Regions from separate parts of the Homo sapiens genome. Here region 1 is linked to region 2. The links are chromatin contacts, found by Hi-C in ENCODE. All regions are on one chromosome and are shown on one strand. Each heading gives the region's core, a stretch centred on a gene start or an enhancer-like site at or near the end of the contact. The rest is flanking DNA. Distances are from core to core; before and after follow the strand shown.

Region 1 (2,700 bases), core at 139-2,638, 830 kb before region 2:
TCTCAACGTTTGCTACATTTACTGATCTTTCTCCAGGAAGAGAAGAAGAAATTACCTCCCTTAGTACACATTCAAATTGCGATGGCTTTTCCCAAAGATACATTGCAGTCTGGACTCTGAAAGGATTATCTCTTTCCAAACTGTCCAGATAGCTGCCTTGGGACTACTTACTGCCATTTAGTAGAAGAGAATCCCAGATTGCCCCTTTTCTCATTCACAAGAAAAATCCCTGCTTGGAGCACACGCCTGCCTCACTCGAGATGGCACACATCTTGGAAGGTTACCCCAGAGATGCTCCTCCAGGGCAGAGTTCCTTGGCTTGGCATCTGCGTGTGCCCCACCCCATTTTTTTTTAATCCACATGACTTTGAGGCTCTATTCTCAAAACAGCTTGCCAAGAGCCCTTTGCTTATACATGGCCTCCCAACTCCTTCCTCCCTCTAAACTTTTTTTCACTTTTAATGCACTCTTTAATTCCGGTGGACTTAGTTATTGCAATAAATAAAAACATCTGTCAAATATTTCCTCACAGCGATATCATGCAAATTATTGACCTCATTCACCTTAGTGTTCAAACCGCTGCGCATCATTGCCAAGATACAAAGAGATCAAGTTTGCTTCCAAAGGGATTTTTTTAAGAGTTTAAGAAAAAAAAAAATGCACATAAATTGTTTAGATTCCAAAATAGGAAGCTGGACAAGAGATTTTCTGTGGTTCATTACAGCAGTTTAATAAACAGATAGGGGCGACAGTGAAGGAAAGGAGCGGTGCACGGAGTGAAGAAAACGCGTGGCTTCTGGAAATTTTATATTCTTCCTATATAACCAAAAAGAGCTTAATCTAGGCATGAATTTTGGATTTAGAGAAGGAATCGTATCACTGACTGTGTGACCTTGGATAAGTCGCCTCACCCGACAGTGCTTTCCTTTATTAATGTGCAAAGCGGGGACGAATGTCCACTTCGCAAGACTGCTGTGAGGATTACGTGAGATCGCCTGAGTCTATAGTGAGAGCTCATTAAATGTTAGTTGTTGCTACTGCTACTTCCTGGAATGAACCGATATTCCAAAATTCCAGAAACTTTGTTTTCTACAGTTTAATGCCTTCGGCTGTAAAATGATAAAAAGAAGCAACACCTTTACACCTGGGACTCACTTATTTGAACCAAAAAAATGCTTTAAACTTCAGATAGGCAAAACACACTTAACTGATGGCTGGGACCCGCTTTGAAAGCACCCCCACCCATTCTCACCCCAGTGTATTGTGGGAAGGGTAGTCCCATGTTCCAGTCGCTTGAGCACAGAAAAGCGCGTAGGAAACTACAACTCCCAAGAGGTAAAGAAGCGGGACTATTTCCCAGTCTGGCGGTAGCGCTGTGGGAGGGAATTGGCAATCTCTCTGCCTACGTGGGAGAGAAGGGAGGGTTGGGGGAAGTGTGGAAAACCTGAACCTGAGCTGCTGTCGCCTGAGGAAGATTTGGTGGGAGGAGAAGCAGAGGGGAAGAGACGGGTTGAGAGTGAGGTGAGGAGGGCATCTAGGTCACTGCTCCCGGGGGGCACAAAGTTCGCGATGTGGCTGAAGCCTGAGGAAGTGCTTCTGAAAAATGCGCTGAAGCTGTGGCTGATGGAAAGGTCCAACGACTACTTCGTGCTGCAGCGGCGTCGGGGCTACGGGGAGGAAGGCGGAGGGGGGCTCACAGGTAAGCTGTGGCCACCCTACCTGCCTCTGGGCTGTGTTCGCTGTTACTTAAAAGGTGGTGAGGACAACAGTTACTCGTCGCTACCAGTTTCCCGATCCTAAATCGTGGGCGGAGGGACTGGGGTTCTTCTCCCGACACCACCTTTCCGCCACCACCTCCAAGTCCTGAGAATGTCTCACTGGACGACGAGTTGCTCTTTGGTTGGGACAGGTGAAGGGAGGAGCGCGGTTCTTTCTGAGGCCAAGGAAGAAACGGGTACCTACCTTGTCGCTTCCCATGGGGGGAGGGAGGCTGATGATGAGTGTTAGACCTAGACAGGTCGCATTTAGGCTGGTGACAGGGGCCAGTTCGCAGTTGTGAACTTAACTTTTTTCACAGAACCCATACCGATCATCAGCACCCTGGGGAGATTAAGCGTATGGGGGATGGGATGGAGTGGGTACGCGGGGATGGTGAGGAGAAAGGGAGGCGCCCAATCACATCCTGAGAAATAGACTTCAAAAGAAATATTAGGGAGGAGGGAGAACTGGAGTCAGGAGAGGTGGAGGGGTAGGCTCAGAATTGCTGATCTCTCCCAATTTAGCATCTTTTACTTTGTCTCCAAGTTTTCAATCTTTGGGATCCCCTCTCAAAGGCTATTAACAACGTCGTAATAAATTAATCTCTTGAGTGACTGGTGCTGCCCCTTCATTCAAAGCTGTGATTGTAAGCCAGACGGTAAGAGTTTAACTCTTCCTGTCTAACCCACCCTGACCCCAATTCTTAAAAAGTGTTTTTTGGCCAAATGTTTAAAGTTTCCAGAGAAAGTTATTTTGAGACCACTCATCTTGGGTAGGGATATTTAAAGTTTTGGACGTTGGGAAAGCAAGAGCTCTTTTTCTAATCAATCTCTAATTTGGTATTGTGACCTTGAAGTGGTAGACCAGGCAGCGTGATGTAATGGAAAGAGGGAAGAGTCCCGAAAACCTGCATTTTAGTCCCATCCTACTCTCTTACTTGTT
Region 2 (2,700 bases), core at 118-2,617:
TAGTCCCCTCAACGCCTTGCACACTGCCTTGCATGCAATAGAACACTCAGTAAATATTTGATGAATGGCCTATGATGGAAGACTACTAATATTCTGCCTTGCAGTTTACTTCCTTCTCCAAGTATTCCTATATACATGGGCCTACATTAAATTTCTGAGCTTGTAAAAGTGCAAAAAAGGTCAGAAGGAGAAGTCCTCCATGGACACTGCTGAAAATAGCAGTAAGACAAAGACAGGATGCTGCTTTGAGTATTTTCTGCCTTTGCCACTTAGATAAATCCCTCTCCCACCTCCATCTCAGTTTTATCATATGTAAAACGACTATATGATCTCTGAGGTCCCTTCTATTTTTACATTTGGTAGTTATGAGCACTATGGTCACTTTTGATTCCAGAATTGTATGATTTTTATCTTCTCCTAACCCATGCTTAAAATATGCTTAATGGAAACATGGTGCAAGAATAAAGGCTCACTTAGGTCCAATTAACAAGTATCGCTATAAAAATAATAAAACATGGTGTAAAAGGCCACATTAGCAACATGTAGCTGATGACATTGAGGCTTACATGAGGCAGACAGGACTAAAACCCAGGTTTTTTCAAATCCCTTCAGGGCTCTTTATCTGAAGTCCCATAGAACACTATACTTTCTTTCCTTTCCGAGGGCTATAAAAGTTAGATCTTTATTGTCCAGATAGTTTGGAAAATCCATCTTCCTTCACTTGTTTCAACATACTTGGTTCCAGCACTAGAAACAAAACAACTTTCTCTTGCAGTGTCTCTTGGATGATTCAGGTGGCATGCCTTCAGTCACTTCCCCCATGTAAACTGTCTTGCAGGCAAAGGCGACACTGCAATTACAATGGGCAAGCAAACTCCTTGCATGCACGTCTGTGATGTAAAAGTGTTTTAATTCAGCCCCATCCTTATAAAGAGATAAAAAATGTGTTCAGAAACATGCAAACTCGTGGCTGTCATCCTGATAAACAGATTTTCTTAAAGGAAACTGTAAACCAGAGCCAGACTTACTTTCCTGCGCTGAGGGAGGGGAAATAAAAAAGCAGGCATGGTTGATTTCCCGCTAGCGGGAACGATCTGGCCTCAGACGTCACCAGCATCCCTCCACCCCCAGTCCAACGTCTCCTGTCCCCAACAGCCTAGCTACAGGGGGCCGGGCTATGGGTTAGTCTCGCCCCCGTTCATGCTCTTCACCCAATACCTGAGAGAATCGGAAGGAGGCAGAGCTACACCGAGGACCAAACCCCGCCCTTCGCTCCCTCTTAGCTAATCGTTGCCAGCGGGGTGTGGACTTCGCCGCTGACCCCACCTCCGCCGCTTTGGGTAATTTAGAGCCGCGCGCCGGGCGGGAATGTAAGATGGCGGAGTAGCAACGCAAAGCGCTTGGTATTGAGTCTGTGGCCGACTTCGGTTCCGGTCTCTGCAGCAGCCGTGATCGCTTAGTGGAGTGCTTAGGGTAGTTGGCCAGGATGCCGAATATCAAAATCTTCAGCGGCAGCTCCCACCAGGACTTATCTCAGAAAATTGCTGACCGCCTGGGCCTGGAGCTAGGCAAGGTGGTGACTAAGAAATTCAGCAACCAGGAGACCTGGTAAGGACCAAGTTGGGACCCTGACTAGACCTCACCTGCCCAGGCGGCAGAGTATAGGAGGGATGGGGTCGCCGCTTGAGCTCAAACAGACTGGGGGTTGGGGGGAGAGGGTGCAGCTCTGTGACTAGCCTACCCCACGGGCTGTTTCCGTTATTTTACCTCTCGCGGGAGGGTCACGTTCATTCTTACCGTGCGGTGGGGTGGAGTCAAAAGATGGAGTGTGAGGCGAAGCTTCTGCGTTTGAGGGCAAGGGCTGGGGGACCCAATAGATAGTGGCTGCATAGAGCGACGAGAGGGGACCGACGCTTAGCCAGGGCGGTAGGGACACGTGGCTTGGCTTTGCTGTTGAGCCACCCAGGCTGGACTGGGTTGCTTCAGCTCTTAGACTAGCTTGCATTTAGAGAGCCTACCTGCGTACTGAGCTCTCCTGGTCTTTCTTTTCCTAGAGTCCAATAAGCAGCTTTTTGATTCGAAATGGTGTTGGTCCGTTCGGCTTGGTGTTGAGGGAAACTGACATTATATACTGCAGGCGCCAAAATTATTACGACTTCCCTTAGATCAGCAAGCGTTGGCTTTTCTCATCTTATGAATCATCTACCTGAGTAATTGGAGCCATAAATCTAGTTGATTTGTTAAAGTGATGCGTTGACTCTGCATCCTTGATAGCCAGCATCTCAGCTTGAGCCATCCAAAAAATCTTGGAAATCTCAATTCTGGAATGTTTGACCTTCCCCAGTGCAGCTAGTGGTACAGATAATGCAAAAGCGTATTTTTCAGTAACCGAGTCCATCCTGGACTTGGCTCCTTCTTTAAGCTCTGTGTAGGGAATTTAGGAAACAATTTTATACCTGAATGTTAAAGATAATTGAGGACAGGCAATGTAGTGGAAGACTAGGATTGGACAGTGCATTGCAACTTGCGTTTTTTCCATTGCCTTGCCAGTAAAACTTGCTTCCTCGACTCCGACTTACACCCTCTACCGGCACCATGGGACTGTTTTAGAGATGACTTGGTTACCTGATTATTTCAGTGCCCCTTCCACCTAAGTGTGGGATCTTTAGTTTCTGATAGGTGTAATTTGTATTTTATTGT

Evidence for each region. Hi-C counts contacts between places; a loop is a spot of excess contacts on that map. Pooled maps may share reads with other maps.
Region 1: a pooled map shows a loop between it and region 2 (8-fold over the local background). The contact joins the promoter of TBC1D8B here to the promoter of PRPS1 in region 2. A Hi-C loop is called at or near these places in 6 of 50 pooled maps.

The regions. Positions count from the first base shown.
Region 1 is chrX:106,801,285-106,803,984 of GRCh38, forward strand. TBC1D8B (TBC1 domain family member 8B) reads left to right here and starts at 1,389. Exons shown (of 21, transcript NM_017752.3): 1 at 1,389-1,699. The coding sequence starts at 1,570.
Region 2 is chrX:107,627,143-107,629,842 of GRCh38, forward strand. It overlaps PRPS1 (phosphoribosyl pyrophosphate synthetase 1), which reads left to right and starts at 1,368. Exons shown (of 7, transcript NM_002764.4): 1 at 1,368-1,608. The coding sequence starts at 1,487. RefSeq lists a silencer at 1,206-1,255.